Regions from separate parts of the Mus musculus genome. Here all the other regions are linked to region 3. The links are chromatin loops, found by intact Hi-C in ENCODE. Cell type or tissue: left cerebral cortex. All regions are shown on one strand. Each heading gives the region's core, and the rest is flanking DNA. Links, peaks and the distances in the headings are about the cores only.

Region 1 (7,817 bases), core at 1,449-6,448, 360 kb before region 3:
AAAGTTTACTTGTGGTTTTTTGTTGTTTTTAAATGCTATTCCTCTAAAGAGTTCAAGGCACTGGGGATAACAGCAGATAGCTCTCTAAAATGGTTTACTTCAGAGAAAATCCAATAGAGCCCCTGCCCACCTCCCTACATTGTATATGTATGAAGTATGTTATTTCATTAAATTCACCTAGATTTTGGGTTTCTTTTACATACAGACCTCCTAAGGGCACTGAGCACTTGTAATTTTTATGGCTGGAGTTTTAAAGATGTAGCATGTTTTCATTGGACTAAAGGACCATCTTAAAAGATGGTGGGATATTCAGATTTTGCATTCCCTTTGGGTAAACTTGGAGAGAGGTTACATATTACAGATAATGTAAAGTAACTAATACTCCAAAAGGTATTTTTAATTTGAAAGGGATTTTTTAAAAAAAGAAAGCCATTTTCATGTATAACAAAAATAGTAATACCTGTTTTATCAAAAATTGTCACCTACCCACACAGGACCATTGTTTTAATTAGTAAATTGCAGTAAAGTCTGGGATTACATCAGTTATAATGCTATTTCTGATTTCTGAAGATACGCGAAATTATGGTTTTTTTTTTTTTTTTTTTTTTTACTTGCTTCAACACTGCCCTGTGTTGGCAACATAAAATTGGTTTTGAGTAGCAAAGGTGGCAAAATGTTCTGTTCAAAGTCTGATGAACGAGTCCACACTAACACCCAGGTTCGGAAACCTTGGAATTGTTACCCTGTTAAGGATTTCTATGACCTCTCAATTCTGTTTAGACAAATTCAGCACTATTTATAACATCAAAGTAACACAGAGAGAAGGAACCCAAAACAGTTCTTAGCCCTTTGCAAGATATGCCATCTGTGGGTAGGAGCACCTTAGTTTTGGAGGACTTAAAAAAAACCACATTGTCATCTCTATTACTTTTAATTACCTGATGAAAACAAGTCTTTTTGGTAATCTCTAAGATACAGCCATCTTTCTCATGTTAAAAAGTTTAGATATTGAAAAAAATCTAGTTATCTGTAAGTGGGCATCTAAAAAAACGAATTTTCTCCCCTTCAAATGAGAATTATAGTGACTAAAAAGGCAAAGTATTTAAATCTCTTGGGAGTAAAAGCCAAGATGGTGAGGTTAACATAGAGTAGTGTTTGTACTACCTGTGAGCTGGAGTTTGGTTGTTCTGCTGCCCTTCAGAGTTGGTGCCAAACCTTAAGCACTAGAGACTCTTGAAATTGCTTATACAGTAAAAATGAAGGTTGTCAGAAAGTGAGTCACCAATTCTGAAAAGCACCAGTGTCCTGCCCTCAGGGTCAGAACATCCTCACCCTATTCACTAGTCAGCATCTGAGAAAGCTGCACGTGCCTTTCACAGGCCTGAAAGCCATGTAAGCTGGAGCTGCCAAGCAGAGGGCTGTGGGTCTTGTCTGTGAACACATCCGAGACAAGAGAAGAAACAAAACTACACCTCAACAAAACCTTCAAACACACTAGGCAGTTAAAAACAAAAATCGGAATGTTACTTAAAAGAAAAAGATAGGGATGTATCACTTTTTTTTTTTTTAAATTAACAGGTGTTATCTTTGAGAAATATAAAGAAATTGCATGCGGTCACATGACTGGAGTTAGAAAAGGATAGTTACTGCTCTCTCATTTTTTTGGCATTACTAGTTTTCAAAGGTATCTGCTCTCCCAAGACAATAAAACAGAAGTAAGTCATGGCTCAGGATGCCTTAAGGATTCCCATGAAATCCACAATGAAAAAAAAACATGAAGGCTGTTGATTTAGGGCTTAATCTAGATTGGAAGTCTGTATTTTTCCACTCAAGGAAATCTTAAATTGTCTTATCTGGTTTAATTTAAAAAGAAAACAAAAATTCAACACTGGGGATAACTGGATCCACTCTTGAACAGAGCCACAGGTTGATGAGCACAGGGAAGTAGTTCTCTCAGTCTTGGTGGGCTTGGCATCTGTACTCAGGGTGACTACATTTGTCGAATGTATTGAAACTAACAATGCACTATGTTAAAGGTCACTTCATCATAGGAATAGCAAGCACAAATACTTGGTGAACAATTTGAAAGATTCAAAAAATATCCTTAAGTTGGGTTTTAAGCAGCACAATGACTTCTATGGTCTTTTTCCTCCCTGTGACTGCACCGAATAGTGGCTGCAAATGTGACAGGAGGTGCCAATCACACATCTCTCTGATGTAGTAGTACCAATACTAAATTCTCCAATGAGTCTTGACCTAGATTCACTGCAGTTTCTATCTCCTTGAGGGACAGGAACTAAGGAGTTTTGTGTTTGGCACTGGTTATCTTTTCAACAGGCACAGACCTCCTTTACAAGATATGTTCATTTGTAATTGATGGGATGGACAGTTTTTATTCTCTTAAAAAATAGCTCTAAGGTTGTATTTTATTCCCTTCAACCTGTCATTGTAAGTTGATAAAAGTACCAAAAGCACACAGAAGAATGTGAAGTCTAGTAGCGTCATCGGAGCAATGCTTCCAAGGTTTGCCCAGCTGCCTATGCATAGCCAGTGTCACTGTCACTGGACTGTGACACTACTCCATCAGACACCTGGTTACCTACAAAATCTCTACACTTGTGCTGTAAATAGCAAAGATCTTAGCAGCTCCACTAGCTATCGATGAAATTATGAAAACTCACTTTGTTCATGATAATCCCATTCCCAAATAGATTCTTTGCATTGTAACTTCATGAGTGAGTGATACCTGTACAGGGCCAGTTCAGTTCTTTTCTATCCTACCAAACAATTTTTAAAGAAGGCATTGCAGCAGGTGACTGTCTTTATAATGATGAACCAAATTGGGCACAGGGTATATATTTCATATTCAGACTATTCATGGATTCAAATGTCTACAAATGCACACACTATATATGAAGGTAACTGTCACTTAAAGACATAACTGGACAGTACATTACAATGTGTACTGGACATTCACAATAAAGCGAGAATCATGAGGCCAAGTTGATGAAGCTTCGCAAGACAGTACTGAAAGTAGCCAGGTTCATAGCATTAAATATTCCTTGTGTTGTAGACAAGAAGCTTACCTGTGAAGACATCTCAAATGTGGCTGGGGTCATGGCAGGACTAGTGCAACTAGAGCAGCCATGAGTTAGTTTCCTATGTATAGCCACAGTGTCTTCTGGATTTCCCTTTCCTGCACTGTTTACCCGTTCCGTATAGTGAAGGTTTTCCTGATGTACAGTGTCCCTTTACATGTAGTACTTATGTCAGTCAAGCAGTTCTCAATTCAGCCAACTGGGAAAAACTGGGAGAAATTAAAAAAAGCCCTACCAGATACACCAAACATTCTGATGGTACTCTCTAGCTGAGAAACTGCCCATCTATTTCTTCTATAACATGCACAGAGAGGTGGCACATGGACAGACACAGGGAATACCTTCTAGTGTTTGGTCCAATCCATACGATAGACAAATTATAAGTGACAGTATATCCCCTCCTATGTCTCCTTCCACTCAAAATATACAAAACTCCATATTTGGATTAGGAGACAAAAGGAATAAATAGAATCAGTTCTCTGTATATATACACATCCACACATGTATACATATGTATATACACACAATCTGTATAGCTGTGCATACATCCATGTACACACAAGCAGCACATATACACACAAACACACAGCTGGACACTACCTGAATAACATATCAGGAGGCTCTGAACACCTGGATTCACAGATGATCAGATGAACTGATTGTAGAATTGATTATAGATAGCATGAAAATAAGTCTGTGGCTACCAGTCTCTTGAGAGCTTAGTATTCTGGTCTCTCTTAGGAGGAGCGGGAGGGGGTCCTCTTCGCAATGTTGCATAGCCCGAAATATGACTACCTCCAAAGCCAGCCTTCTGCTGGTCAGACAGCAGTTCTGGTGGTGGTGGGGGTAGTGCCATGTCGTCCATTGTGGCGGTGGGTTCTGCTCTGGACATACGTGAGGAGGACAGGGAGCCATGCCGCGTGATAGACTTGCGCTGCAATGTCCTGTTAAGATCAGCTAGGAATCCAGGTTGGACGCTAAGGCTGGATTTAGGAGAGGTGGGCACTTGTGGCACAACTGTGGTCATTGCTGGCTGTTCAGATATGTCAGCTTGAGTGAGGCGGGTGCTGTCATTGCGTTTGGGCCGGGTAGGTGGGGGGGCCTTCTTCACTGATGTTTTAGACCATAGCTGTGGCTGAGGATTAACAACTGCCACTTTGGGGGAGGTGTTCCCCGAGAATACAGCTGGAATCTCAATAGGGGGCAGAGGAAGCTCTATTTCAGGTGGAGGGGGTGGAAAGTCAGAATCAGATGGTGGCGATGGAAATTCCACTACAACGTCCTTTCCACGCCCACTCAGAACAGAGGCTTTTGCCGACACAATCCCTTGCTGGTGGATTCCAGGGAGATTGACTCCAGAAAGGTGTAGTTTCCCAGGTTTGGGGGGTGCTGCAGGAGGTGGTGGGGTCTCTTTGCTGGGAGACCCTGATTCTGCTGGCGGTGCAAACTTGCTGACTAGACTGTCTACCGAGGGTCGCTTGGGCTCAGGGTGCTCTGCACAACTGCCGGACTTAATGCTGGAGTTGCGCTGCGGGGTTGGGGGTGGTTTCTTTCCCCCAGGGCTGGACATCTTACTTGTCTTTTTGCCTGGAGATCCACCTTTGTCAGGGGTAGGTGAAGCCGTGGGTGGCACTGGTGGCGGTGGTGGAGGTGGTGGTGGTGGTGGTGGTGGGGCTGGGGCTGGGGCTGGAGGAGGTGGTGGAGGAAACACCAGGCTGCTTTCAGGAGGGGGAGGAGGGAAATCTGGAGAAGGGACAGGGATTGAGCTGGGCTGCCATTTGGGTTTTGCTTTTACTGCAGGAGGGGACTGTGGGGTGCCACTTGCTGGCAGGGACTTTAGGGGCTGAGAGTCCACAGGAGGAGGAGTGGGAGGGGGTGGAAACTGACTGGCTATCTGCTTCACAACGGAGGGCACAGGGGACAGTGGAGAGGGGGGTGGCTTTACCCCAAAGCTCTGCTGTTTGGGTAGTGTAGGGGGGGGATGTGGGGTAGGCTGCACAGGGGGAGTGGGTGGAATGTGAGAAACAGGGAAAACTGGCTGTTTCTTTGCAGGGGGCACAGGAGGTGCAGGGGTTGGTGGTACAGCTTGTGCTACTACTGGTGACACAGTCTTTGTGCTGGCTGAAGGAGGGATGGTCACCAGAGGTTTAGGGGGTGCTTGAGGAGGGACAGTTGCAGTGATGGGAGGAGCTGGTGGGGGTGTAGGAGGGGCTGTCTGAGGAAGGTGCTGAACCTGGTGAATCTTCAGTGGAGGAGGTTGGGGGCTGAACTGTGGTAGGGATGGGGCACATGGCACTGGCTTTAACTGGGCCATGGCTGAGCCAGGGGTTGGGGGTGGTGGCGGAGGAGGGGGTGGAGGAATAACTCCATTGGGGGGCACCACAATTTGAGCCTTGGACTGTGAAGCCAAAGGAAGAGGCTGCATCGCTGGTGGTGTTGGAGACTTAAACAGGGTCCCTGAATGCTGAGCTGCATTTTGCAGCCTGGTGATTGTGCTGTACTTGACAAACATGGTAGCTGCTGAGCCTGAAGATGGTGCAGACTGGCTGGGAAGAGGAGGAGGAGGTGGTGGTGGCGGAGGTGGAGGAGGAGGAGGTGGTGGCGGAGGAGGAGGAAGAGGCGGTGAAGGTTGTGAGGCAGTATAGGGGGTGATGATCTTAGTTTGAGGGGACAGAGGGGGCATAAGTGAAGTGTAGGACCGATTCATAGACTCCATTCTGGCCTAAAAGGAGCATAAAAAGGGAGTGGGAGGGAGAGAAACAACACAACAGTTACAGAGGTAAGCTTTGGCTCCATGAAACTAAACAGCAAGGAATTCAGGACATGCATAAAGAGGATGCAGTAGTTGGTGATTATAAAGACAGACAATGTCAGGAAGGGTTAAAATCTGATTCCTGGGTAACGAGGACATAGAAAATTTGTTTCACCCTGCAATATTCTCTTAATAGCTACACTGTCTAACCATCTAGGAATGAGTTCCTGTTGCAAAGCCATTTGGGTGGTGACAGGGTGTGTGATTTCTGCTCTTGGCTATGGGACTTTGGCAAACCCTACCCTATGCCCTCCTGTGCTCAAGAGTTCACCTTCCATCTGTTACTGCATCCACACCAAGCAGATGCCATCCTAGGCTCAGGGTCTGGTGGAGGGCCTCCTGAGGAGTGAGGACGGCTTTTTGATTCTAGTAAGCTGGCATGTGAGAATAGAAGAATGCTCAGCAGGCGTGCACAGTCATACAGCAAGGAATGAACTTGACACACACACTCGTGTTCGTGTGAAACACTTGCATCCACATGCACAGAAGTCCAGCAATGCAGGTAAGGGGGTGCATTCTTTACGTTTGTTTTACTGGAAAATACATAAATGCTTTGTAAACATTACAGCAAAAGATAAAACATCACCCAGAAGTCAGAGGAATAAGAAGTGCAAAGCTAAAGGAAGCGCCCAGGAAGCAGGGGCCAGGGTTTGCAGTAAGTGGTCCATCACTCCATCTGGATAGTGCTCAGCATTGCTGAGATGACCACACCTGCCTGAACCAACCGTGCATAGATTTGTGGCTCAAGACCTTCTGAAATAGGAAGGGAAGGGCTTGTGATTTAATAACTTTGAAACATCTTTTAGGCTCTTTGAACAACTGAAGAAATGAGGTAACCCATCTGTTTTCAATTACATAAGATACCTAATTAGCCTCGAGGATATTTAAGTTAGTGAACTGCAGTTCATTCACAGAGCTGAATTCTAATGCCCATCAGGATGTTCACATGTTTCTCTAAAAATTATACATTAAAATAAAAGCATTAGTTTGTAAGATTTGGTTATAGGAGTCACCCAGGTTAATGTGTTTTCAGAGAACAGTCCCTGACCTTAACTTGACCCTGTCTTGGCTGCTTCAGGGATGCAGACCTTAGCTGAGTTGGCCTTCTCATGTGGCACCTGAGACTGAGGTAACAGAAGAAACACACAGAGGGATAAAGACTCAAACACACTGACATTATGCATAGCAGGGTTCAATCTCTTTCTGAAACTACAATGACAGACTGCTTCCTGATCACACAGCATTTGGGTCTTCATTTTGTTTGTTTGTTTGTTTGTTTCTGACAGTGGTGGGAAGTCTAACCAGTAATCTTGTGCATGGTGGACAAGTGTTCTACCACTGGGCTACATCCCCGCCAAAGCAAAGATTTTTTATTTTTTCCAAACATTTACATTCCTAGAGTATTAGTTCCGTCTAAATTGGTTCATAAGGAACTGGGATTGGTGACACAGATACTGAAGGACAGCCAGGAAACTAAGCATGATGGACTATGTATAAAAAAGGCTGGGACGCAGCTCTGTGGCAGTGTTTGCCTAATATTTGCAAAGTCCCAGATTGAATCCCCAGTACTTGTGGGAAGATTTTAAGGTGTAAGAAAGAATTATTTAAACATTTTTGATAAAGGAGTTTACAGATGTTTAAAATTTTTACATCATTAAAATAAATTACTTTTGTTTGTTTGCTTGCTGAGACAGGGTTTCTCTGTGTAGCTCTGGCTGTCCTGGAACTCACTCTGTAGACCAGGCTGGCCTTGAACTCATACAGATCCTCTTGCCTCTACCCAAGGAGTGCTGGGACTAAAGACATCCACCATTACACCCGGCTTAAGAGCAATTATTGACTATTTCCACACCTCCTACCCTCATGCCAGTTAATCAACCACATATGCAAATTATGTAATTAATTTG
Region 2 (7,817 bases), core at 1,449-6,448, 120 kb before region 3:
AAACGAAAACCTACCTACAAAATAATTATAAATTATATTCATTTGTGAAATATAGACTGTTATGTGCAGTACAGAATAAATGAAAATTTACCAAGGGCTAGAAACGACTGTCTGGGCAAGATGTGCCTACTAACGCCACAGTGGCAAGGCTATTAAGTGGTAACCAACTGTTTCTTGCTTAGATTTGAGGGTTGTTTTATAGGAGAGAATTAATGCCTGGTTCTGTAAACATGGTTAAAAGCCCAAGTGGATAATTGTGTCAAACTGCCTCTAAATTTCCTCCTCTCTTCTTCCTCTTTTTTCTTCCCTTCCCTTCCCTTCCCTTCCCTTCCCTTCCCTTCCCTTCCCTTCCCTTCCCTTCCCTTCCCTTCCCTTCCCTTCCCTTCCCTTGCCTTCCCTTGCCTTCCCTTGCCTTCCCTTGCCTTCCCTTGCCTTCCCTTGCCTTCCCTTGCCTTCCCTTGCCTTCCCTTGCCTTCCCTTCCTCCTCCTCCTCCTCCTCCTCCTCCTCCTCCTTCAATTTATTTACTATATATACAATGCTTCACCCGCATGTAACTATGAAGGCCAGTAGAGGGCACCAGATCTCATTACAGATGGTTGTGAGCCACCATGAGGTTGCTGGGAATTGAACTCAGGATCTCTGTTTAAGCAGACAGTGTTCTTAACCTCTGAGCCATCTCCAGTCTCTCCAAATATCTTCTTTATATCTACAGATTGGCACTGCCCTCAGCTTTGGTCAGAGGAGCTTCTCCTTTCAGTGAGCAGTGGTTAATGCAGAGACTCAGAACTGGTTGAATTACAGAGAGTAAGTGACCTTTGAGTGCTTGTCTCTAATCTAAATGGGACATTTAGGCTACTTTCTCCAAAGATGAGGGAATACTGCAGAAGTGGTAGGCAAGGGCTAGAAAATAATGAAGTGCTGCCTGTGGATAGGACATGGTCACGATACCCATGAATTAAGCAGCTGCAGTTACTTTCACAAGACCTAAACAAGATGAGGGCTTATCACATCATATCACAAGCCTCTCCCCCTTCCTGAAGAATGATTGGCAGGCAATGACTGGTAGGAGAGCGAAACTCATATTCTTCAGTGGTCTAGCCACTGTTAAGTCAGTCATGCTCCAGTACATACATTCTCCCCGTGCTCATGAAAGCCATCCTACTTAGACTCAACGAATCACACCCCACACCCTCCAAAACCAAATAAATATGTAAAAATAAGAGGCAGACTAGTAAACAGGAAAAGTGCTGGGTCAACAATGTTGAAGGTGAGCTGGTGATCCCATCCTTCCACTGGGGACCCTGTCTGTCTACTGGAGGTGGTCTCTTCAGGGCAATTTTGTCTAAGGTCACCCCCATTGAGTCCTGGGAGCCTCTCACATCCCAGGTTTCTGGAACTTTAGAGGTTCCCCACACCTCACCCCCAGAAGCTGCTTATTTCTGTTCATTCTCCTGGCCCACTGGGCTTCTCTCCTCCTGTCTTCTTCCATACCTGCAAGAAACACAGAGACAAAAATGGAGCAGAGTGAAGGAAAGGCTATCCAGTGATAGGCCCAACTTGGGATCCATCCTATGGGCAGGCACCAAACCCTGACACAATTACTTATGTTATGTTGTGCTTGCTGATAGGAGCAACTGTTAGAGAGCATGGCTGTTGTCTGAGAGGATCTACCAAAAGCTGACTGAGACAGATGCAGATACTCAGAATCAACCATTGGACTGAGGTCGGGGACCCCTATGGAAGAGTTAGGGGAAGGATTGAAGGAGCTGAAGGGGATGGCAACCCCATAGGAAGACCAACAGTGTCAACTAACCTGGACCCCAGGGAGCTCTCAGAGACCAAGCCACCAACCAAAGAGCATACATTTGCTGGTCCAAGGCTCCTGGCACATATGTAGCAGAGGACTGCCTTGTCTGGCCTCAGCGGGAGAGAATGCACCTAATCCTGTAGAGACTTGATTCCCCAGGGAAGGGGGATGCCCAGGATGGGGATGGGGAGGGGGAACACCCTCTAAGAGGCAAAGGGGAGGGAGAGTGGGATGGGGAACTCTGGGAGGGGGACCTGGAGGGTGGCAACATTTGGAATGTAAATAACAAAACAAATCGAACAAACAAACAACTTAGATAGACTTGTTGTGAAGAAGAGATTCAGCAGAAAAGGGCAGGAGGTATGAGAGGCTATAATGGGTGAACATGATTGTCCTGGTTTGCTTTCAATTGCTGTAATAAACACTGTGGTAGTTTGAATAAAAGTGGCCCCCATAGTCCCATAGGGAGTGGTAATATTAGGAGGTGTGGCCTTGTTGGAAAAGACTTAGTTGGAGGAGGTTTGTCACTGGGAGCCCTCATGGCTTTCTCAGTCTGTTGTATTATAGAATTTAGGTTTATCTGCTTGGGGGTGGCACCGTGGGCTGGGCCTTCCCACATCAATTATTAATCAAGAAACTGCCCCATTGACTTGGCTATAGGCAATCTGAATAGAAGCATTTTCTTAAGTGAGATTCCCTTTTCCTAGAAGACTCTAGCTAGTGTCAAGCTGATAAAAAAACAAACAAACACAAACAAAAACAAAACAAAACAAAACCAAAATCAACCAAACAAAAAACAACAAACTAGCTGGCAGAGTAAAAAAGACCAAAAATATAGTAAACATGAATGAAATTGTCAAAGAATAAAACATTTTTAAAAAATGAAAGAAGACTAAAAGAAGAAAAAGCTAAAAAAAAAAAAAAAACCAACCACCCTCTCCAAAAAACAAAAACAAAAACAAAAAACACCAAACAACCAAACCAAACCACCACCACCACCACCGAAAAACTCTGTCAGGAGAAGATATACACTTTGGGGAGAGTGAAGGAGAAGAGCATATATCACAGAGTGGAAGGAAGTAATCTTAATGACCTGATGGCTGAAAAGAATTCTTGTTTTAGGGGAGAAAGCAAAAGGAAACGCAATGTTAGGAGTCTCCTACGGTGTGGGAGTATGTGCTCTAACTGGCAAAAGCCCTCCAAAAATGTTCAGATCTATTCACAGGATATAATATGCAAAGGTATGTGTTGAATGTATTCAAGAAGTTGGGGCTTCATTTCTATATCTAGAACAAGAATTGTTTGGGCTGGGGAGATGGTCCAGTGGTTATTAAGAGTGATTGTCATTCTTATAGAAGACCTGAGTTTTGTTTCCAGTACGCACATGGCATGGCTCACAGGATCCACAAGAGCCATGGTCATGGTGTCTACTGTAGCAATTGAAGGCAAACCAGGACACTCACAAGCATCCACTACACCCTCATACATCCTGCCTGTTTCTGCTGAATCCCCCTCCTCTTCCCAAACTTGTCCCTTATTTTCATGCATTTTCTTGGTTTTTGGAGGATATAGGATGTGACTCAGTGAGTCTAATTAGAATTGCTTTCATGAGCATGGGGTGGGTGTATTTACTGGAGCATGGTTAACAGTGGCTACATCACTAAAGAAGATCCAAGACTCTCTTCTGGCCTCCACATATGCTCCCCACACATGGTATATACACACATACACATCAAGATAAAAAAACAAACAGACTATAAAAAAAAAGGATTCGGGGCGTGGGTGAGGTCCTCCCATCATGGATTTAAAGTCTCATCCTAACTGAGTAATAATGGTCAGAATGGAAAGTTGTACTACATCTAAAATGCAAGGGAGAAAAAAAAACTAGACAAGTGGACTGGTGGAGCTTCTGATCCTGGCCCAAGCATCAGAGCCATGGTGGAAGCCATCATCCACAGTCAGCCAGTATTTGGAACTGGAAGCTCTGCAGCATACTGAGGCTGAAGTGTATGATGTTATTTACACTGTCTGTTTCACCATCTTTTAGAATAACAGCCATTTGGGAAGTGTCCTCTCTCATGCATGTCATTAAGATGTGTTCAGATCCCAGGTCTGGGATGATACAGTGCTGAGTGTGTATGTGCGAGTTTGTGTTTATGATTCATGTGTAGGTATATGAGGTGCTAATGACTGTCAGATGTTCTGCCTTATCCAGTGCTTTTTAGGGAGACATCTATATAAACTCAGTGAGGAAAATGACATCTTTTTCACGATCCTCTCTAACTGAAATTTAACACCGCAATGATATATTTAGGCAATGAACCACAGTAATTTTACTTTAACTTGTGACTTTGTCATCAGTAGAAATCACAAATTATTTTCTTACCACATTATTTGATGCAAATATTCCTTTGAAAAAAATTAAAGCCAAGTGTTGAAGTATACAGCTTTAATGGGAGGCCAAGGCAGGACTGGAGTGGATTCCAAGCTGGGAATTTCACTGGGCTATGCAGTGAAACCCTGTATCAGAAAACTAAAAAAGGCTCTGTAGAATGTAGCTCAATGTACGTTCTTATGAATAAGGCTTGAAGTCTGATCCCCCTCAAAACATACACACATAGACACCCCCCCAAACTAACACCACCATATTGACCCCTCCCTCAAATATTTGAAAACTGTTTTCTTTTTGTTTTGTTTGTTTATTTGGGTTTTTTTTTCCAAGACAGGGTTTCTTTGTTCAGCTTGGCTGTCCTGGAACTCACTCTGTAGTTGAGGATGACCGTGAACTCATAGATCTGCCTATCTCTGTCTCTGTCTCTGTCCCGAGTGCTGGCACTAAAGATGTGCCACCATGCTTGATTGATGACAACTGTGTTCTAGTAGTGTAGTGTAGATGAGTTTTTGATTTTGCAATCATATGTATTTATTTTATACATTTCAAAAATACTGAGATGAGGCTTTTAGATGGGTAAAGGGGTTCTGGACACAAGAAAGGCCAAGAACAGTCAGGCTTAGTTACTGGGATGTAATAGGAGTTCACATTTCAACAAATCTCATTTTCATATCCACTCTCATATGCTACATTACTTCCACTTGGGTGGCAAAAAGGCAAGAGTCAAGAGGTTCTGTGAACCCCTTTTCTGTGCAGATACACCATACATACTGTCCAGTTTGTAGACCAATTCAGAGACTAGATTTCTAAGAATTAGAAAGAGTGGTAGATTTAGAGATTAGGCAGATCTGAGAGACTGTGTCCATAATATTGGGTACAAATTGTACATTTCTGTTATTAGACGCGTTCTCACGACCGGCCAGGAAAGACGCAACAGACCAGAATCTTCTGCGGCAAAACTTTATTGCTTACATCTTCAGGAGCAAGAGTGCAAGAAGCAAGAGAGAGAGAAAACGAAACCCCGTCCCTTTTTTAGGAGAGTTATATTTCGCCTAGGACGTGTCACTCCCTGATTGGCTGCAGCCCATCGGCCGAGTTGACGTCACGGGGAAGGCAGAGCACATGGAGTGGAGAACCACCCTCGGCACATGCGCAGATTATTTGTTTACCACTTAGAACACAGCTGTCAGCGCCATCTTGTAACGGCGAATGTGGGCGCGGCTCCCAACATCTCCCCCTTTCCTTTTAATAAGAGCAAATAGGCCACCCATATTAATGAGAGTGGAGATAGAGGTCAAATCCCCAGTGTGTAGGTAAAGGAGCCATGTACAGGATTAGCTCTTAGGCTCACAGGCTTTTACCCAGAGCAACCCTGACCTGCTCCCGTGTCGTTTTGCCTGGAGAGAAGGACACTTGGACACTCAACCTTCTTGAAAGATGACATGTCTCCCTAGAATAGGCTCATATATGCCGCAGAGCCTTTCCATTGCAGTGCTTAGCCGTGCAACTCTCTCGGGCTGCTGAAGCACACTCACTCTATCCCGTGCAATGAGTCTAGCCTCGTGAGATGTAAGAGCTGAGTGGCCAGCGACCTATTGCCTAAGCATAGATAACCATATATCAGGGGAAGCTCCATGTTCTAGTCCTGCAAGCGCCTGGGCAATAACCACCTTGTCTCTCCTAGTTTAGGCCTTAAGCTTACAGACCAATCAAAGAAGCAACACTAATCCACAGCAAAGTGTATCTCCAAATAATATTAATCCCACCCATTTTTTAAAGAAGGAAAATGCTGAGGAGATCCAATTGGGTAATCCTTTGGTCAGCGACAGGTCCAAGCGCGTGGAGTTGACCTGAAGTCTCAATTCCCGAAGGATCTGTTCAAATTCAGCCATCCAATTCTGTAACATATACTGAAAAAGACTTTTTGACAAATTAGCTGCCCTAGTAAATTTAACATACTGAATGGAAGTAACACACAATCCCGGAAACTTTTGTTCACATCCCAGCTGAGTTATTTGTCATAATACATCTAGTTGTATCTGGACAAGATCTATGCGTTGATTAACCAGCATGAGACCTCTCTGTATCTTGACATTAGCTGAGGCCTGTTCATCTATGACTGTAGTCACTGAGGCTGACAAAGTGTTAATGGTGTCAGTCGTCTGGACCTGTCCAGACAGAGCCAAGGCTGTCTGAATCAAGGCTAAACCCAGTTCCTAGTTAGTGGTAAAAAAGCAGGAGAATACTTGAGCATTATACATCACCGTCATTGGGAGTGGAAATATCGACATTATCCCCCAACGCTGCTCTCTCTTTATTATTGACGCCCTGGACATCACCAAGACGAGGGACATCAGTATTCCCTTGGTCAGTCTGGATTTTTCGGGTGAGTCTTTCTGGTATCCAAAATGGGTTGTCTTCATTCTGTGGGAAAACACAGATAGCTCCCCTGGATCTTATCAAAATAGGATCCGGGCCATACCATTTATTATCAAGGACATTTTTCCATTTAACCATCTCATTGGGCCTATCTGGCTCTGTACAATGACGTTCAGCCGCAGTATGGCCATGAGCATCAATATTTAAAAAATTGAGTGTAAAGAGTGCCATAGACACAGACACTCTTGGTGCTCGGGGTACAGTCTCCTCAAAAGTTCCCCTCTTCTGTTTTATAAGATAGGCTTTGAGGGTGCGATGCGCACGCTCAACAATACCCTGTCCTTGAGGGTTGTATGGAAGTCCAGTCAGGTGGGTTACGTCCATCTGACGGCAGAACTGCTGAAATTTTTGAGACGTATAAGCTGGTCCATTATCAGTCTTAAGGAGTTTGGGTTTCCCCCAAGCACTCCATGCCTCAAGACAATGTTGAATCACATGTGAGGCTTTTTCTCCGGTTAAAGGAGAGGCAAACATGATGCCAGAACATGTGTCAATGGACACATGGAGATATTGAAGTTTTCCAAAGGAAGAAACATGTGTAACATCCATTTGCCAGACCTGTAGAGGTCGAATACCGCGTGGGTTAATTCCCACATGAGGAACTGGCAAGAACTCACAGCAGCTTTGACATTGAGTAACAATGTCACGGGCTTCTTTTCTTGTCAGGGAGAAACGACTGCGTAATGTTTCAGCCGTCACATGAAAATTGTTATGAAAATTTCTTGCAGCCTCTACCGGGGATGATAGGGCAGCAGCCACCACTTTAGTGGCCTTATCTGCCAAATCATTTCCCAGAGCCATGGGGCCAGGTAGGCCTGAATGGGCTCTAACATGAGTAATATAAACAGGAAATCTTCTAGATAACAAAACTAATTGTATTTGCTGAAAAATATTGGCAACTCTACTGGAAGGCTTAATCACTCCAGCCACTTCTAAAAGATTTACTGCATTAACCACATAACAGGAATCTGACACAATATTAAGGGGTTCTAAAAAGGTTTTTAAAACTTCTAAGACCACTAAACATTCTACCACTTGAGGTGAATTTTCATTATATTGTTTGGATACCACTTTACCATTAGCCACATAGGCACCTATGCCAGTTTTTGATCCATCAGTATATACCACAATCCCATTTTTAAGTGGGTTTCTTACTGTTATTTGTGGAAACACAACAG
Region 3 (7,817 bases), core at 1,154-6,153:
TGTGGAGACTTGAAGTGCCAGGTTGGAGGGATACTCAGTGGGAGCCCCCACTGCTCAGAAGAGAAAAGAGGGGAGGGGGTGACTGGGAAGGGGGCAATGAGTGGGATGTAAAGTGAATTAAAAAAAGAAAATTAAATTATAAAAAAGATTTCCTAGCAATGGGAGAGCTTGAACTGGCCATCTCCTGTGACCAGAGAAGACTTCCAATGGAAGGACTGTGATACCAAACCAGCCACAGAACCTTCAACCCACAATCTGTCCTGCTTACACGATGTACAGGAGTAAAGCTGGAACGGAATTTGAGGAAATGGCCAACCAATGGCTGGATCCAGCTTGAGACCCATGACATGAGAGGGAGCCCACCCCTGACACTGCTAATGATACTCTGCTATACTTGCAGACAGGAACCTAGTATAACTATCATCAGAGAGACTTCACCCAGCAACTGATGGAAACAAATGCAGAGATCCACAGTCAAACACTAGGCTGAGCTCGGGGAATCCTGAGAAAGAAGGGGAAGAAGGATTGTAGGGGCCAGAAGGGTCAAAGACATTACAAGAAAACCTACAGAATCTACTAACCTGAGCCCATAGGAGCTTACAGAATCTGAACCACCAACCAGAGACTATGCGTGGGACTGACCTAGGCCCTCTACACTTGTGTAACAGTTGTGTAGCTTGGTCTTCAAGTGGAACTCCTAACAGCAGGAACAGGGGCTGTCTCTGACTCTGTTAACCTGCCTTTGGGGCCCTTTCCTCTAACTGGGCTGCCTCTTCTAGCCTCAAAAGGAGAAGGTGTGCATAGTCCTAATGCAATGTGATATGCCAAGGAGTGTTGATATCAGTAGGGGAGGAGTGGATGGTATGGAGAAGGTGTGGGGGAAGGATTTGGAAGAGAGGAGGGAAGAGAAACTGTGGTCAGGATGTGAAGCTAAGTAATTAGTTAATTTAAAAATATAGCAGCAAGGAAAACAGCAGCAAAGGCCCACAACTTCTCTGAGACAGAAGCAGAAGCTGATATTCAGAGTTGGCACATGATATTATTTAAAATATTCATCCTAAAAAAAAAGCATAAAGCATGCTGCCAAGCCTAAAGGTAGGACCTATATGAGGCACAGGGTAGGGGAGACCAATAGAAACTGCCTTAGGAAAACCAGATGCCACACTTCACAATAGCTACAAGCTGGTTATCATAAATAGGTAGTCAAAGATCTAAAGGAAGTTATGGCTGAAATTTAAAATAAAGTATGAGAATAATGTCCAAATAATAGAAAATTGATACAATTAGAAATTGTAAGAGAAGAACCAAGTAGATAGAAATCAGGATTTGAGAAGTTGCTGTTGAGTGAATTTCTATTAGCACATATCAATTATATGTAGTAATGGGTTTCGTTATGAAAATTTCATGCATGTATATTGTGTATTTAGTCATATTTACCCCCTATAATAACCTTTTCTTGTCCCTCACTCATTCCACTAATCCTCTTCACCTTTCCACCCAACCCCTCCCCCATTGTCATATCTGCTTCTCATTGTGTTGATAGCATCAGGCATTCCAGAAGAGTTTGAGAAAGGGGAAAAGAAAAAGAACTGATAGACTATTTGAAAAAAAGAGGGACTAAAGACTCTCCAAAGTCGATGGGAAATGTAAGCCTGCATATCCAAGAAGCTTAAAAAAACAAAACAAAACAAAACAAACAAAAAAAAAACCACAAAAAAACTCTAAGCAGAATAAACTGATATATATTGACTTCAAATACATAAAGCCATAAAGCATATTCAAAAACAAATAGGTTCTTGAAAGCAAGATGATCTCTTGTGTACTGTCCAGAAGCATCACTTGTTAATAAAAAGCTGATTGGTCAATGAGCTGAGGCAGGAAATGGGAGGTGGGAGTTCTGGTAGGGAGAGAGGAACTCTGGGATACAATCAGGCATAGGAAGGGATTAGCCTTGAACTCTGAGGAGACAGATGCTTGAAACCGAGAAGAGGAAACCAGCCATGTGGCACTCATAGAATATGATAAATGGATTTATTAAGTTACGAGCTAGTCAGGGAACAAGTCCAAGCTTATGGCCTAGGCATTTATTCAAATATAATTAGGTCTTGGAGTCGTTATTTTGGTAACTGGAGCACAGTAGAAAAGCCCATGGTTACAGCATTAAAAACAACTCACATACAAGGGAAGCTCATAACGGCACCATCCATAATAGAAACAAATGTTTATGGATGGATACATGGATTTCTAAACTGTGGCATAGCCGTACAAAACCATATTGCTTATTCATAAAAAACAACAGAGCTCTGGTAGATGTTACAACATAGGTGAACCTTGGAAACACACTTAATAAAAGAGATCCAGTCACAAAAGACCAAATATTATATGATTTTGTTTCTACAAAATGTGAATAGCTGAATCCACAGAGACAGAAAGACCAGTGGTTGCCCAAGGTGGGTATCTGAAAGAAGGGAAACTGACAAAGGATACCAACCAACTAACCATCCAACCAACCAACCAACAAACAAACAAACAGCAGCTCTCTGAATAAGCAGTAATGACCAGTGTTCAATACTGAAAGTACAGTAAAAGCACTCCGTTAAGTACTTTTAAACAGTAAGATCTGTGAATGTGTAGTTTACCCAATAAAGCTTTTATTTAGAAATAATGAAGCAATCCACTTGGCAGATGCTTCAGGTGAGATACTGAAGAGGGGTTTGAGTTACCATAAAACTGCCCATCATGGCTGAAATTGAAGTGGTGTGCAGGGAGGGGGGTGAGACATTTAGTCCTAAAGAAATAGTTTAAGTAGCATGTAGGTGGCCAAAAAAGGTATCGGTTGGGCCTTCTCTTTGGAATCTTAGAGATTTTAGCTTTGTCCTGTTACATTATTCACTTAACCCTATTCAAATCTCCCTGCAACATTCCTCACCAACCCACCACCTGCCAAAATGTTCTGGATTATTGAATGAAAGACAGACAGACAGACAGACAGAGTCTTCTATTTTAACATGCCTTAAACAATATAATGGCAGAGCCACTCTCAAATTTCATCTAGTAGCCAAGGCCTACACTCTGATACTCCTGAATTATTGCTTACTAAAATTATTCAATCTTTGCTACCCAGATCCACTCTGTCTTCCGAAGCTCTTACATGGCTGGCACCCTTCTTCCATGGCTCTCAAACCCTGGCATGATGATTCCAAATCCTTTTCCTAGTTTCCTTGTCCAGAAAATCTAGTCTCATCTCTATCTCCCTGCCCAGCAACTTTATTTACAAATTAGAATCAGTTGGGGCAAGGACCCTTAGCAGCTAACACTCGGGATTCTCATGTAATTTGGGAACCCATAAGGCAAGCATTAAATCAAATCCACAACATTGTCCTCCAACCCAAGAAAGCAGAAAGGAAATGCCAATGAACGAGTGAGGTGTAGTTTATAGTTTACCTGGAACCCCTCATCATTATTTAAAAGAATAAAACCCTAAATTTTGCATTAAAATTCTAAACTCTAACCATTAGAAATCCTTGGCATATGTTTTGTTTCTTTGTAACACATCTGAAAACAGACAGCAACCTGACCTGTGTGCTCAGGGCATAGTTGAGCCCGTGCTTTGGGGATCATCTTCTTTGATAAATTCTGAGCCTTAGTAAATGTAATACTGACTTTAGAAGCCATTAAAATACTAACCCTAGCTCTCTCTGCTTCTCTAAATTTTCTTACTTGACTGCTGTTAAAGTATGATGTGGTGTGGGCTTAGGCGCCTTCACTGCCAAACACCACCCAAGCAATTGTCTTGTGGGCGTGTCCCAGCTGGAGAAACATACTCGCCTTAGAAAACTCAGCAGCTCACTAGTTTTTGATGAGACTGTGAAAACCATGGCAAATGACTTACTTGAGGTCTATGAGATACGGGGGGGGGGGGGGGGGGGGGGGGGAGGGGGATTTCAGTGTGGACCTCATCACCTGCATGATTGTGTTCTTAGTTTTATTTTATTTTATTTTATTTTATTTTAAGATATTGAGCTAGAACAGCTCAGATGCTCCAAGGGGAACGGGAGACTATGACTCAGGACCATACCTTGCACTCTCCTGCTTGTGGCTCTGGCAACCTGAATGTGCTGCTCTAGATCATAAAAAGCATCTTGTTCAGAGAGCAGAGTGTGGGTGGTGGGTGGCTCACAGCCACTGTGGGAGCCAGCGGGCAAGGATGGATTAGAGACTACTTTGAGATCTCAGGAAATGGAAACCTAAGGACTCAAGAATTGTTTCTTCTTCAACCAGAGCCACACAGTAGTAAGCATTCAAATAGTTTTAAACATATAGGTCACTGACTTAAGAGTTCTGTGGTCATCTGACATCGTGAAACTACTCAGTTGAAATTGTAGTTCACAGAGAGAGGGATCCAAAGGTGAGGAGCGGGGTGGACACTGAGATATCAGGTCAGAGCAGGAGGTGGGATTCAGAACCTGAAGAACCTCAGGTGCTTTCTAAAAGGAGTTTGGACACCATCTTGTCGACAACAGGACACGCTGCAAGATTTCCAACCCAAGTTCATGGAGGACAGAATTGCTTTTTAAAGGATCACTCGGGTTTGCAGCAATGAGAAGTGGGAAGGATATACAGGATCGGAGACCAGTTAGGGATGGTCATGGCTTGAGTGTAATCATAGCTAATAGTTCCATCCTGGCTTGAGGATTGCGGCTTTAAGGAATTGTCTCTGAGCAGGGGCTCGGGAGGCTCAGTAGTCTGCTCTGTTTGCCTGCTGCCTGTCTGCTTACTAGAAAATATGCCTATGATCAGATTTGGGTCTCAAATTTCAGAGAGACAAGTTTGGATGATGGTTATGAACTTTACAAGAAAAAAAAGAGGCAAGAAAGAGGAATAAAGAATAGAGAATATGTTACCTGAAACAGAAGCATCAAGAGATCACTGCACAAGCCTTTCATCCCAGCATCAGGGAGGCAGAAGCAGGGGGATCGCATTGAGTTCAAGGCCAGCGTGGTCTACAAAAGCTCCAGGACAGCCAGGGCTACACAGAGAAACCCTGTCTTGAATCTTCCACCCACCCCTAGAAAGGATCATTTGCAAACTTGTTTTGTAAGAACTGCTGTAAGATTAGTGCCAGAATTTTCAAGCTGTGTAACTTCTTCAGTGATTATATTTATCTTGAAATACATTGTAAAGAGCTTAGATACTAAATAAACAGTCTCCTAGTGATCTCATGCATATGCATCATGCCAAAGGGGTGAAGGGTGATTGAACCTCATGAAGCAAGCCCGTCAGAAATCTTGTTTGACCTTGTGTCTGGAACAGGAGCCAATCCTAACTTTATATCCTAGAGAACTCTAGATTTTCTGTGAAAAATGCTCACTCTATGGGGGTGGTGGAGGAGATCAGGGCTGGAAGCCAGTTTATCCAATCCCTGTCTGGAGCACGTGGGCAGATGTGAAAGTGGGAGCAATATTCATACCACACATTGGTTTCCTTGTGAACATGTTAATGCAAATTTGCAACCATGGCAACAAAACAGCTTTATTAAAACATAAAGTCTCCATGTTATTGCACTTAACACACAAACGTGCGTGCGTGCGCACACACAGACACACACACACACACACACACACACTCATGTCCCCAAACCCAAACTAAGCAAATGCAAACCCTCTGATTTCTTGCTAATAAGTAAAGTTAGCATTTTTTCTTGTTTACCCATTTCATTAGGAATATTTCATTAAAAGATTCCAATTATTCTATAACCCTTTGTAGTTCAAAGGAAATCATTTTAGAGAAGTAATCTGGGTTTGAAGAGGATGACAATCCAAACAAGAAATGAAGAGATGGCTTTAGAGGTTTCTTATTTTGGCACTGAATAAAGTCAGAGAGAATGGGGGCAGAGTGTTAGGACTGCCAGAGGAAAAACAGAGGGGAGAGAAGAAAGAATCCTTGTGAAGATGTCAGGACTCTGTAGCCAGGGCTAGGACTGAGGATCCATGGTGATCACAGAGGGATGAGGGCAGATACTTTTTACCACTTACTTTTATATTTTGTTACTTAATGGATTTTGTTACATTCATTTTGATATTTTTAAAGAAAAATCTATTTAGCTCAATATATTTCCTGAGCTCTTTAAAATTGGTATCTGATATTTCAGTTTACCCAGTTAACCTGCCTTATTAAGGATAGAGATTTACAAAGAAAGAAAAAGATACATAGATTACACTAGAAATTCTGATTACATTTTGAGTTCAGCTTGGGAGGTGAGGAAATGTTCTCTAGGCTTACAGACCCCAGCGGCACCCCTGTAGCCAGGGGCATGTGAAGGGCTGGAAGAGCTGGGGCATTCCTCAGTCTCAGGGGGGCAGAGCACCTTCATGATCTCTTCCTCTGAGGGCTTCGACCAGTTCTTGGGTGTAGATAGTTTGGTTACAGACCTCAGTAAAACTTTCTTACGTTGTCTATGCTTTGGCTTGAGTGAGTATTTGGGATCTGTGGGTTTATAACTTTCATCAAATTAAGAAAATAATCTAAGCTGTCTCTTGAAATATTTCTTTGCTCCCCCTCCCTTGTTTCCCCTCAAGAGTTTTGTTTCTCCGATAACGTGTGTATTGAACCACTTGAAGGTCTTAGGTGCTCTGTCTTTCTGTCTGTCTGTCTGTCTGTCTTTCCCCGCCCCCCAATACTGGTTTCGTTAGAGATCGGTTATATTGCTGTGCTTTCAAGTTCACTAATTCTATTTTATTTATCAATAACCCACTGTTTATCATAAATTTCTGGCACTTAATCAAAGGAAGTTCTAGTTGGGTCACTTTAAATATAGTTCATTAACAAGTTTACAGTTCCTTTCACGGTCTTGAACATTTGGAATATAACAAGAATGACTGTTCTTGTCTACAATTCTAACATCTTTGATAATGTTTTGTTGTTATGTTTTTTTCTACTTCTTTATACTTTCTTGCACGCGCTCGACTGGCCAGGAGGAACGATGCTGCAACAGGATCCTTCCGCACACGTTTATTAGGAGAGCTTGATTGCAGAGGCAAAGAGACCCAAGCCCAGAACTGGTGCTGCTTATATAGGCCTAGGAGAGGCGTTCTCTCTCATCTGATTGGTTAACTTGTCTCTCATCTGATTGGTTAACTTTGGTCAATTCTCAAAACCTCATCTTGGCAAAAGAACCTTTACTGCCTATATATGTGTGGTGGCCAGCAATAGCCAACTGCCACTCTGCAACTGCCACTCTGCAACTGCCACTCTGTAACTGCCACTCTGTAACTGCCACTCTGCAACGGCTCCCCACAATACTTAGTAATCTTGGATTAGATAGCAGTTGGAAAATTTTCCTTGTTGTCCGGTGGTTATTTTCGTATTCTCATAAATATTTTAGTGTTGGTTCTAGTATGCAGAATTCTGGAAACAGTGTGGTGCTTCTAGACTGCATATTAAAGCTTTGTGAGTTAAATTTAGACCAGCATTTACTTTGGGGCTAGTTTTTTCCCCTCACTACAGATTCTGTATTCATCGAGCTATGAGAACAGGAGGTTTTCCATTCTGGCAGATGGGGACGTGAGCCACTTCCCACCCATGTGAGCAAGAAGCATTCCTTCCTCTAACCCTACATTAGCCTCAGGTGGGTGTCCTCCCTCTGAATCCTACTCAGACACTGGCTGGAGATTTAACCAGACTCCTTCATACTTTCAGTTGTCTGTGCAGCTGGGCCCTCTCTAATAGTCTGGCCTGAGAACTCTGTCTTCTTGTCTGATAATTCCTGTTCCATCTCCTCAACTCAAGGAGACCTCCTCTCTGTGTCTTGGAAGAAA

What was found. A loop is a pair of places that touch in the nucleus more often than their neighbours do. Peaks named below come from ENCODE experiments on the same cell type or tissue, not always from the same donor. Only the 100,000 strongest peaks of a DNase experiment are listed, where the experiment ranks them.
Region 1: it touches region 3 in a loop (5-fold over the local background); 3 of 42 quality-filtered maps call a loop at or near these places.
Region 2: a loop joins it to region 3, with 5 times the contacts of the local background. A loop is called at or near these places in 9 of 42 quality-filtered maps.

The regions. Positions count from the first base shown.
Region 1 is chr1:60,484,502-60,492,318 of GRCm38, forward strand. Raph1 (Ras association (RalGDS/AF-6) and pleckstrin homology domains 1) reads right to left here. Exons shown (of 14, transcript NM_001045513.3): 14 at 1-5,820. The coding sequence ends at 3,799. Among named protein-coding and RNA genes, the nearest start is that of Raph1, 78 kb to the right of the region's middle. In left cerebral cortex, for the core only: no CTCF peak of the experiment used is centred there; DNase peaks (open chromatin) are centred at 4,359 and 4,947; H3K27ac peaks cover 1,828 bases.
Region 2 is chr1:60,719,773-60,727,589 of GRCm38, forward strand. No RefSeq gene overlaps it. Among named protein-coding and RNA genes, the nearest start is that of Cd28, 23 kb to the right of the region's middle. In left cerebral cortex, for the core only: no CTCF peak of the experiment used is centred there; DNase peaks (open chromatin) are centred at 3,353 and 3,966.
Region 3 is chr1:60,841,733-60,849,549 of GRCm38, forward strand. No RefSeq gene overlaps it. Among named protein-coding and RNA genes, the nearest start is that of Gm38137, 18 kb to the right of the region's middle. In left cerebral cortex, for the core only: no CTCF peak of the experiment used is centred there; DNase peaks (open chromatin) are centred at 3,803, 4,139 and 5,389; H3K27ac peaks cover 3,150 bases.